Linked DNA regions of Homo sapiens: regions 1 and 2 are each linked to region 3. A link is a contact called in ENCODE Hi-C or POLR2A ChIA-PET data. All regions are on one chromosome and are shown on one strand. The core of a region is the stretch at or near the end of the contact, and the rest is flanking DNA. Distances in the headings are between cores, read along the strand shown. Region 1 holds the start of TESPA1 (thymocyte expressed, positive selection associated 1). Region 2 holds the start of PYM1 (PYM1 exon junction complex associated factor). Region 3 holds the start of ATP23 (ATP23 metallopeptidase and ATP synthase assembly factor homolog).

Region 1 (3,744 bases), core at 238-2,737, 3.0 Mb after region 3:
TTCCCATTTCTTTGAAAATTAAATCTCTCTCACATATTTCCAAACTCCCTACCGAAGTTATATTCTCCATTTCCCAAACATATTGGAAAACAACTGTTAAGGAAAACATTGAATTCTAGAAACTTAGGATTTAAAAGAGTTGTTAAGTTTCCATTAGTTCAGCTTTTATAGTTAATTTGTACGGAAAAGAATAGTAAATAAAGAGAATTAGGGCGTGTTGGATTTAGCATTTTACTTGTTGACTGTGAAGCTAATTCTCAGAGAAGCACATATTTAGCATCTACTATGTCCTGAGAAAATATGTTAGATATTTTCATGCCTACGTAAAAGGAATAGCGTGGGAGAAGGGTTGAGTGAGAAACAGAGAGAATTGTTATTTTCCTCACATTATACTTGAAGAAAATAATGTTTTGAGAACTTAATTTGCCAAGCAAGAATTTTATTTAGGATTATTTCTACCATATTATAGCTATACTATGGATACTCAATGGAGTTGTCCCATTGATGATTGGAAATGGAATTTAGAAACATGGTAAAAAAAAAATCTAACTATACCTATAGCCAAAAAATCAGAAAGAAGGTAATGAACATGTGAAAATCAGTCACAATTAACACATTAGAGGAGTGCCTTGTAGAATAAATATTGTGATATACATTCATAAATAAATGATTTAAAGAAGGAAACAGTAGAATCAGGAGAGAGACAGAAAGAAGATATCCAAAATGCAGCAGCATCCTACGGAGAAGAGTGTTCAGAGATACTGGAGAAGCGAGGAGGGATAGTTAGCAGTGCTGGATGCTCCCGGTGGGTGAAAGTGATTGAGGCCTGGGAGAAACCTTTTAGAGTTCAACAAGCCTTTTCCAAACTGAAAACCAATAAACTGAAGACATCTTCAGGGTGTAACCGATTTTAAAAGTTCAGCTTTGAAAACGTTGGGGAAAGCAGTCATTTACTACAAAAACAAAAACTTTGAAGTGGTTTGAACATAAAACAAAGTTAAGAAACTAACAGAAAAAAAAAGTAGTCAGTATTCAAAAACAAGCTTCGGGGGAATTTACCAGAGTATGAAAGTTATCAACACAGAGCGACTGGCTCAGAGCCCTCTCAAGTGTGTGATACGACTGGAAACTTCTTCTCTGAGATAAACGCCAGATCATTTATGAGAGAGAGCTTTCCCATTTTCAGACAGCTCTCCTGAGGACAGAAGGATTTATCTGCAGCAGTGGAATTCTAGTTATATGGTAGGAAGACTCCTGCACACACCTCTTTAAATGGACTGTACCTTTGCCTTAATAGGAAAAGATCTCCTGTTTTTCTGGAAAGACAGAGGCAGCTCTGGGGCAGGAAGGTCTTCCTAGTTGTGAGCACCGTGTCTACGGATGGTTTGTCCTTCGCTCAGTCTCCTGAGCCGGAGCAAAGGATGTGGCTGGGCCAGGAGGCGGGGACTGCATCTACATGTGTGGATGTGTGTGTGTGTGGTGTGTTCTCATTTCCGCTTCCCCTTTTGAGCAGGCAACAGCAGTTGAATGAGTTCAGGGAGAAAGGCATAATCTACAACATGATACTTTCTCACTTGCTTCACCTCTGTGCCCACACCTGTGAAGGCCTCGGCCCAGCTTCGACAACTGCTTTGCCTCAAACTCAGCTTTCTACCAGCAGACAGGTAAGCACAGCCTTTATCTCAGTTTCAAGGCTGTACTGATTTAGGGTGATGCTAGGAGAAAGAAGGAAACATGTCAGAGAAAAATCAGGCTGTCAAGTCAAGGGAAAATCAAGAGAAAATCTCCCACCACTCTTACTTCAACCTTAAAAGCATCCATCATTATGCCTAGGAGAACGATGCTGGGTGCCCTTTTGCTTTCGTTTGTTTGTTTTCTCTTTATTATCAGAGAGGTAATCTTTCTAGATTCTCAAAACTTGGGTCTCTTTGATGACTTGAATAACATTTTAGGAATTTTTTTTCACCTTTCTCACCTGCAAAGTTCTTCTCTGTGTCTTGCTGAACTCATTGTTGCTGCAATTTCCATCTGATTATAACATCGAAAAGTTCTCAAGGAAGAAGTTTCCCGGTTTCATTTCAGGCCCTACTCTAGTGTCCATAGCTCCAACCATTGAGAGTACCTGGCTGAAATCAACTTTGCTTTCTGTGGGTATGACCTCTTTCTTCAGAAGCTGTAGAAGAAACTTGTTGAGATAAACTGCAGCAAGATATATTGAGGTCAGCTACGAGGGAGGATGTACACACTTGAGTGAGGTAAGGTCAAATTCACCGGGAGGCTCAAGATAGATGGATAGCCACCATCAGGACCAGATTTCAGGGTTCACATCTCAAAGATAGATAGATGGATGTGTTGCCTTCTCAGTGACCTACATAATATTGGGGGCTTCATGCTCCTCCAACACCCCTTGCCCCAGTGGTAGCAGGCAGAGCATATCACCACCTACATGAGTTTTGGGGTAGATGGAGGAGTGGAAAGATCCTCCACCCTGGGGTTTTCCCATGCCCCTTCTGTGCCACTAAGCTCACCAGTGGGTGGAAGAAAAAGGGTGGGTCCCCAGGGCAGGGCAAGGACAAGAAAGGAGAGTTCCACAGAAGTGATTTGACAAGACTGTGAGCATTTACAGGAGATATCCAGGGAAGTACTAGTGACTCTGTATACCACAAATGGTCCTGAGTAGAGAGGTAAGGAGACTTTCTAGATGGTGCAGGGCAGTACCTAGGATGGGAGGTTGGAGGTAGGAACCTTCAACTTGTGTGTCCAAGTATCAGACTCAATAGTTGTTCAGCTGAGTGATTAGAGATAAAGATCTCACAATATTGTCTTGCAGCATGAAGTGTTAGTAGGAAGAAGGGAAGTCAGGTTTATTGTCTGTCTCTACTTGGACTATTATCAGAAATAACAAGCTGAAGATATAGCAGAAGGGATAGAAAGCAATTTAACATCTGAGTTATTCGCATGCACCCCAGGGTGTTTAGAAACCATTTACAACCACGCTACCAACATGTTCTCATAACTCTTGGGTTTTTTGAAAATTAAGATGGAACCCTGCGATTCAGCATTATGTAGTGAACATGAAGCCCCAACCGTCATTTTCAGTTCAATGTTTGATTTGGATTCTAGTATGGAGGTCTCGTCTCAGCCAATGCTGTGACTTACAAGATTCCTTCTGGGCTACAGTAAGGGGAAAAGATCACACGTTTATTTCCACCTGCAAACTGACAACTGTTCTCTTTTCCACCTAAGGCACAAGACCAAAGTGGATATTCCAGTACCCACAGTACTGTGTGCCTTACAACACCCAGGCCTGATGCAGAATGGCCTAAACACAGATTTCAGATTGAGAAAAGAGTTCAGTCAAATAAGTAGAGGGACGAGGAGAAGAGAGTGTGTAGATATTGAAAAAGAAAAGCAGGAAAGAAGAAAAATGAATATATGCAGGACAGAGCTTATTACCAAGGAAATGAAACTGAAGAATTAAAGATACGAATTCACAGAGCTAACACAATGGTTGAGAAATCTGCTCATTCTCCCTACTTTCTCTTGATGAAGCCATCTATAAATCAGCTCAGATAAACTGCTGTTTCTTATTCTTGATGTCTTTATTGCCCATTCAAATGAAGATATTTGATGTCTCCCTACATTGAGAACAAGCGATTAATTTTTTTTCCAAATCCACAACTTTAATATTTCCTGTAGCAATTATACAAGCCTTTCTTAAAATTCATATCCTAAAAGTGGAAG
Region 2 (3,833 bases), core at 924-3,423, 2.0 Mb after region 3:
TGTCCCTGGATCTTTCATTTAGAAATCTTGGAACGATATTAATCTCTAAGGCACTCAGCTTTCCTTGCAAAGAATGCTCAAAGTAATGCCACCCTATGTATTACCTGTGTTTCTCACTCTATCGTCTTTAGATATGTCCCTAAATAAAGTTGAAGACACTCCTTTTAAGATAGTTTTTGGTACTTCAAAGTGGGGTGTAATGTTATCTCTCGAATAAGGAATAAGGTGGAATCAGTCTTACTCTAGACTTCTTTGTGTCTTCTTTAGGATCTGTGCTCCATCATACCCCAAGTCAGTTACTGGGGGGTGTGGGTGGGGGAAGAAAAGCCAAGAAACATCTAAGAAGGAGGCGTTTAATGCCTACGGTTCCAGGTGCTCATTTCTTTAATCAACCACATCATAAAAATCAGAAAGAAAGAAACCGCAATGAACAAAGGGAAAGGAAAAAACAACAGCCTGTTCTCCCCGGCCTTTTTTGCCCTGTTCCTCCTCAGGGTGGGGGGCCACATCCGGGGCCCCGGGTTGGGTCCCAGGCAGGTCTACTAAGCAGACAATTGAGTTTCACTTCCTGTCAACCCTAGTGCTGAGGCAGGATGTCTGGGGGTGGGAAGGGGGCCTAGGGTTGGTAGTGAACAGGGGCGACTTTAGGTTTCCCTCCTGCACAAAGGTCTATTGAGCAGCCTCTGAAAGCTGCAGAGACCACTCCTGAGGTAGTTCAGTCAAGACCAACGTATCCCATTAGTTCTTAGAGGCTTCATCCCACACTCTCACGTCTAATCATAACAAGGTTAAGGACAAGATGTTAGACCCTGCAGGGCTGAAGTACAATCGGTGAAAAGAGAGCAAGGGTTTAAGACCACAGTGTCACAACACTTGCAATAACAGTGTATCGTATGCAAATACTTTTTATTTATTTATTTTGAGACTGAGTCTTGCTCTATAATACAAGCTGGAGTGCAGTGGCACGATCTTGGCTCACTGCAACCTCCACCTCCCAGGTTCATTCCTCAGCCTCCCGAGTAGCTGGGATTACAGGCACTCGCCACCACACCCGGCTAATTTTTGTATTTTTAGTAGAGATGGGATTTCACCATGTTGGCCATGGCTGGTCTCGAACTCCTGACCTCAAGTGATCTGCCCACCTGGGCCTCCCAAAGTGCTGGGATTACAGGCATGAGACACCGCACCCGGCCTGGAAATACTTTTTAAATGAGCCCCACCCCCAGACATTCTGAATTGGCCTCTAGTGGAAGTCACAGACATGGAGGATGGGAAGGAAGGCAAGCTGCGGCCCCCAGAAAACTTCTGAGGCCTAATTTGTCTTATAAAGGTCCTAGTCAGCCATTGCTCAGTTTTTTAGTTTTTTTTTTTTTTTTTTTTTTTTTTTTTTGAGACGGGGTCCCACTCTGTCGTCCAAGCTGGAGTGCAGTGGAGCGATCTTGGCTCACTGCAACCTCCGCCTCCCAGATTCAAGAAATTCTCTGCCTCAGCCTCCCGAGTAGCTGAGATTACAGGCACCCGCCACCACGCCCGGCTAATTTTTTTGTATTTTTAGTAGAGACGGGGTTTCGCCATCTTGGCCAGGTTGGTCTTGAACTCCGGACCTCGTGATCCACCCGCCTTGGCCTCCCAAAGTGCTGGGATTACAGGCGTGAGCAACCGCGCCTGGGTTTTGTTTTGTTTTTTAAATGGGACATGCTGCCTAGTGTTGGAGGTAGTCACCAATACTTACCTCCTGCCTCCTCCCTGGTTCCAGGGGTACTGCTGGACATTAAACTAAGCCAAAGTGGGGATATAAGCAGGAAGGTAAAAGGGTTGATAAGGAAAAAGCTATATGAGGGTGGAGGAGGGCAGAGTTGACACCTGAGGAGAGGAACCTGCAGCCGGGCTCCTCTCAGGCTGTAGGGGAAACAAGTTTAACAGGACTTAGCCCTGAAGGAACAACAGTTGCTGAAATGGGCGGCGGAGGGAGACCATATGGGTTCGTCTGCAGAATAGGGAGGTACGGCGCAGGGCAGGACTACAAATGGAGTGACACTACGGGACCGGATTATTGGCGAGTTGCCCCGCTTTAGATCCTCAGCGGTTGGACGAGTTTAATTAGAATACTAAGTAGGTCCGCCCAGAAGCTTTCACCCTGCCCTCTGACCCTAGGGCCCAGCCCGAGGAGGCACTCAGGGTTAGGAGGTCTGGGCGAGAAGCAACTAGGGCCCTCATCACTTCGCCGCCGAATCCCCGGCGCCGCCCAGCGGGGCAGAGCCAGGCCAGGGCCGCCCGCCCAACCTGGTCCGCTGCCTCTTCGGCCATGGAAGCTGCCGGCAGCCCTGCGGCTACGGAGACAGGTGACCGACCCGCGGCGCCCTCCGCCTTGCACGCCCCTCCCGCGGGTCTCTGGTGGTTGAGTGGGTTGGCCGACAGCAATCGGCACACGAATTCGACCTCCCCACCTTCTTAGGGTTAGATAGGGTCTCCAACCGTCCCTAGAAACACTTGTGCGCCCCAGTGCGTTCCTGGAGTTTGTCTGCTCCACGTCACCAAGCCGCTCTGAGATCTGGGTGCAGGCCAGAGCCTGGATATTCTTCCTTTCTTCATTTATAAGGCCCCCTTTTTGGGTGCAGGTGGGCCTTGCGCCCTTTTCCCTCGCAGGTCCTGGACGTACGAGGAGTTCCTGGGGATGAGAGGGACTGTGCCTCGGAACTTCTCTTGGCTCCCTGAGGACTGTTTTACAGGCAGCAAGCGCTCAGTAATGGTATCGGTGGCAGTAAAAAGCCCACGGCTTTATTTTATTAACTATTTCAGCTTCTCCACTCTTCCTCCTCCTCCACCTCCGCCCATGAAATGGTGCACTCTCCCTTTAAGACTAAGATGGTGGCTTGCTACGATCGGGACTCCACTTCCGGTGGGGAGGGGGGCGGGACCCCAGCCCGCTCACGCCGGAAGTGGTTTGCGTTTTCAAGATGGCGACTCCCTATGTTACTGACGAGACCGGCGGTGAGTGCGGGAGGCGCGGAGCCGCTTCTCTCCGGGCTCTCGGGGCAGGGGTTCGGACTTGGAAAGGGGTCTGTGCCCCGCCCATCCCGGGGCCCCTCCTTTGCCCCGCCCCCCGGACCGCCTTCCCCATTCATTCTCTCCTACGGGGTGTCTCCTGCGCCCCCTTCTGGTCTCGTGTTTGGGGTCTCTGCTTCCGGTCACCCAAACCCTGGGGTCCTTCAGTGCTGGTCCCTGCTTCAGGACCCTCACGGGCCCTTAGCTTTTCTCCAGCAGTTGGACCACTCATATCTCTTTTAGGTTCTTCAGGCTTGGGGGCTTCTACACTCTCATTTCCCTCCAGTTCCTGCCCTCCTTCTTTTCCCCTCCCCCATCTCAGCTATACTTGGTTTCTGCCCTACCCCAGTCCCGTTTTCATTATTTTTCTCGAAGCTTTATTTGCTGAAGACCTCCTCGTTTCTACATAGTACCTTTTCCTCTCCCGTATCTTCATTTGTTGGGTCACTGAGGTTTAGAGGTGTGAAGGGAAGAGGACCCTAATACAACTTTCAGCTTGAGTTTTCTCCCTGATGGAGCCACCCTTCGCTACCTTCTCCCGTGATGGTGATAGAAATTGAGGGGTCTAAGGTGGGAAAAGGCAAACAGGAAAGTATCTAGTGGCTTTTCTCCGAAGCCCTTTGACAAGTGAATAAAACCCACTATTCCTTCTGGCTAGAGAAGAATTTGCAGCCTGGCTGGCCGAGATGCTGAAGTGTCTGCTGTGTATGTAAGGTGTATGTGTTGGAAACGGAGAATCACAGCTTTTATCATGGTTTTGTCCCTTCCTAATGGCCTCATCTTTAGGA
Region 3 (3,969 bases), core at 1,124-3,623:
AGGGATAGCATTTTAAAGCTGCAGGTTGACACTTTAATACCACCAAAAGACCCTCCCAGCCACCCTGCCCTTGGAAGATCAAGGTCCATTGATTCCTACTGGGGCTCATGTTCAGCACCCCACCTTCCTCACATCCTATCTATTTCCACTCTTCCTCCACTGTGTGGCCCTTCCACTGTAAAAACAGCTACCATTTATTCAGCTCAGCTCCTGATATGCTGGTACTTTACATTCATAAAATCAGTACTTTTTTTTTTTTTAGACAGGGTCTCGCTCTGTTGCCCAGGCTGGAGTGCAGTGATGCAATAACAGCTCACTGCAGCCTCAGCCTCCTGGGTTCAAGCAAATCTCCTGCCTCAGCCTCCTAAATAGTTGGGACTGCAGGCATGAGCCACCACATCCAGCTAATTTTTTTTATTTTTTGTAGAGACAGGGTCTCCCTATATTACCCAGGCTGGTCTTAAACATCTGAGCTCAAGCAATCCCCCTGCCTTGGCTCCCCAAAGTGCTGAGATTACAGGCATGAGCCACCGTACCCAGCCCCATAAAATCTATTCTTCACAACAACCCTAAAAAAGGTATTTTCCCCTTCTCTTTTTTTACAATAAGGATAGTGAGGATCAGAGAAGTTAAGTCACCTTCCACACCTGAGGAAAGGGATCCGCATTTGAACCCACATCTAACTCTGCAACCCATACTCTTTCCACTCTATTCCACTTTGAAGCACCTTCAAGGCAGGGTGCTAACTCATCTTTCTACTTCCCCCACCAGAACCTGGGAGGCACTCAATACATATTTGTACAGTAAATACAATATCATCATTCTCTCCCCTTTTACCCTCAACTCCCCTTCCTCCTCCTACCTCCCTGAGTCTCTACAAGCAGGTAATCCCAAGAAGGTTGGAAAATCTTTCGGTGGTTGACTTTTGAACTGTGACTGACTAGCTATGAAATAGTAACCTTGCTTTGGGACAAGTATGTTTAAGACTAATTTTCTGAATGTATCTGAAAGTAAACTTAAGAAGTCTATGTCAATGTAAAGGAATTAAGAAATCTTCTCTAGTGCAATGTCTCTGGGACGGGAGAGAAATTTGTCAATGGGCAGTTGTGTCCCTGTTTAACCCACAGCAGTTCTTAACCTTTGTGGGGTCGTTGGCCTCTTTGAGAATATGATGAAGCTATTAACTCTCTCCCCCGACCAAAAAAAAATACACTTTGGGCCGGGCGCAGTGACTCACGCCTGTAATCCCAGCACTTTGGGAGGCCGAGGCAGGCAGATCACGAGGTCAGGAGATCAAGACCATCCTGGCTAACACGGTGAAAACCCGTCTCTACTAAAAATACAAAAAATTAGCAGGGTGTGGTGGCGAGCGCCTGTAGTCCCAGCTACTCGGGAGGCTGAGGCAGGAGAACGGCGTGAACCCAGTAGGCGGAGCTTGCAGTGAGCAAAGATCGCGCCACTGCACCCCAGCCTGGGCGACAGAGCGAGACTCCGTCTCAAAAAAAAAAAAAAAATGCACTTAGGGGCACACACACACACATACACACGATTTCACAGACCATTTCAGGGATTTCTACGCTCTGAAGCCCATTCATGCATGAACCACTTCCAAGGAACGGTAGGTTTGCAAAACTGCTTTTATATTTTTACAGCCTTGGTATGCCTTAATTACATTTTTACATTTTTACAGCCTTTGTGTGCCTTAATTAACCTGGCTGGCACTTTAAAACTTGGCCTCACCCTTACCCTGAAGTCACAGTGTGGCTGCATAACTTATGTAAGAAATCGGAGGATCTGTCACAACAGTGAGTGACAAAAAAGGGCAGACAAATTCATTCCACAAGCCAAAAACAGCGACGAAAAGGGTCTCAGCGCCACCTCTAGTGGGGAAACTGAGCCTCAGGCTCCCAACCCAGCCCCCATGATGCCCAGTCTGTCTAGACTCTGTGCTGAACCTGAAGCCCCTGGCCAGGTGTTGCCCAGGCCCTTCCTCGCCCACCCGGTCTCAGACCCATTCTGTGGAACCACAGCCTCCAGGTCATGGCTCCTACTTGTCTCCAGCGTCTTCAGGAGCCTAAGCTGGCACTTCTGGTTGCTGGTGAAGAAGCTGGAGAAGAACCCTTGCTGGGGATTCCCCTGGGCCAGACGCTCGGGGAAGACCTGGCAAGAGACGTGTTGCTGCTGCAGCTGCTCCCCTGCCGCGGGGCCCCGCCGGCGCTCGTCCGGAGCTCCCGCCATGCCTCCCGCAGACCTCGCCGCTGCTTCCTCCTGGCTCAGGCGGCCAGAGCGAGACTGGGAAAGGTAACCTCCCTCCCGCCAACGCGACCGCCCAGGCCCTCCCTCCGCAGGGAAGAAGGGCAGCCTGGCTGGGCTGAAGACGTTAGGCGGGAGGGGGCTTTGAACCTGACGGGGAGCGCGGGAGGCGGGGCGAGAGGCGAGGGGCGGGGCGAGAGGCGAGGGGCGGGGCGAGGGATGAGGGGCGGGGCGAGGGCATGGGGCGGGGCGCGGGGCCCGATGCTGTTGGGCGGAGCTGGGTCTTGCGACTTCCCTCAAAGGCTGTAACAACCCGGCTGCCGCGGATTTCGCTGCTGCCCTCCCAGTGTGGGTGACATGTCTTTATAAGCGTTGTTCTGCAGCTTCCTGCTGCCTGCTGAGCTCTAAGGGTGTCCCGCCTCCTCGCAGACACTCCTTCCTCACCTCGGGGCGAATATTGGCCACTAACTGCTCTTGTGCCGCCGAAGGTCTCGGCCATCCTCCCACTCCCTGCCTTCTTCCGGGGCAAGCCAGTTGTCATTTCTGGCCCGCCACTTTCCCGACCCCTGCCATCCCTCAGATCCACTCTGCCCAAAGATGCCTCTGGCCATATTGAAAGCAGTGTTTTTCAGAAACGTTTTAAAACTATAAAGAATGACTAGTCACATCAAAATCCTCAAAATGTAGGAACCAACTACATTTTTTCTTCCCACCTGTACCCATTCGTTTACCCTACTCTTCTGCCCCACCCCCCACCAATAACTCCCTGATAACAAAGCGCACCCTGTTTACTTCTACCTCTCAGCCTTAACTCATACTGTCATTTCCATCTTTAAGCTCCTTGCCTCAGCCCCTATGATTGGGGCCCAGGTCAAATCTGCCTACTCCACAGGGCATTCCCAGATACCTTAATCAAAATTAATGTCTCCTGATCTCCCAATGTACAAAGCACTTTGTACCTGTTAATCATTTTCATCGTAGCCTGCCAGGTTTTATCCAATTTGTGTGTTTCTCTTTTCCTACTAAATTATTCCACTCAGCTCACACATTTATTCAGCACCTACTATGATGGGCCAGGCAAGGTGTAAGAGACTGAGGAAACACATGACTAAGAAAATTGCTAAAGATGAAGAGCAGCATGTGGTTTATGTAAGAAACATATCTGAAAAATATAGGCTCAGCAGGCCTTTAGGGTTATGAACAGTGCTTTATGTGTCATAGATGCTCAATATCTAAATTGAGTGGGATGCTAGGATAGTCATTCATCTGGAATATTATAAAAATACAAACAACTCCTATGTACATAGACTATTAAAGCCAGAAGTCAAAAAAAAAGTAACTACTTTTTAATTAAATTCACCTTGGATACATTATTTCCAATCCTCACTACAACCCTGCAAAGTAAGTATTATCTCTAATTTGCAGATAAAGTGGGCTCAGCAAAATTCAATAATTTATCTAGGACCACACAACTAGCTTTCAATCCAGTTATTGAACTAAAACACACATATGGAAAACTAAGCCATTACAATTCAGTGTGATTAGTTTGGAATACTGAAGGCAGGCTAGATATGCCTAGAAATGGACCATAGCCTATATACATTTGAAATACTATTTGGATTTTTTTCATGCTTTCTTTTTTAATACATAGATTCAGGTGGTTTATGTGTAGGTTTATTATACAGATATATTGTGTAGTGGTGAGGTCTGGGCTTC

What was found. A loop is a pair of places that touch in the nucleus more often than their neighbours do. ChIA-PET counts read pairs that join two places held with the same protein, here RNA polymerase II (POLR2A). Pooled maps may share reads with other maps.
Region 1: a map of OCI-LY7 shows a loop between it and region 3 (18-fold over the local background). The contact joins the promoter of TESPA1 here to the promoter of ATP23 in region 3. A Hi-C loop is called at or near these places in 2 of 168 maps with a recorded cell type or tissue (CD8-positive, alpha-beta T cell and OCI-LY7) and 9 of 50 pooled maps. POLR2A ChIA-PET finds 5 or more read pairs at or near these places in 1 of 52 experiments (activated T-cell).
Region 2: a loop to region 3 is called in a pooled map, with 14 times the contacts of the local background. The contact joins the promoter of PYM1 here to the promoter of ATP23 in region 3. A Hi-C loop is called at or near these places in 6 of 50 pooled maps. POLR2A ChIA-PET finds 5 or more read pairs at or near these places in 2 of 52 experiments (Caco-2 and activated T-cell).

The regions. Positions count from the first base shown.
Region 1 is chr12:54,982,505-54,986,248 of GRCh38, reverse strand. It overlaps TESPA1 (thymocyte expressed, positive selection associated 1), which reads left to right and starts at 1,487. Exons shown (of 11, transcript NM_001136030.3): 1 at 1,487-1,664. It overlaps LOC107984515 (a long non-coding RNA gene), which reads right to left and starts at 1,398. Exons shown (of 2, transcript XR_001749161.2): 1 at 1,284-1,398.
Region 2 is chr12:55,926,234-55,930,066 of GRCh38, reverse strand. PYM1 (PYM1 exon junction complex associated factor) reads left to right here and starts at 2,173. Exons shown (of 3, transcript NM_032345.3): 1 at 2,173-2,342. The coding sequence starts at 2,306. It also overlaps a transcript of DGKA not described here. RefSeq lists enhancers at 1,902-2,482, 2,562-2,731, 2,772-2,991, 2,483-3,063 and a silencer at 3,082-3,231.
Region 3 is chr12:57,939,971-57,943,939 of GRCh38, reverse strand. ATP23 (ATP23 metallopeptidase and ATP synthase assembly factor homolog) reads right to left here and starts at 2,373. Exons shown (of 6, transcript NM_033276.4): 1 at 2,052-2,373. The coding sequence starts at 2,238. RefSeq lists enhancers at 1,069-1,238, 1,695-2,504.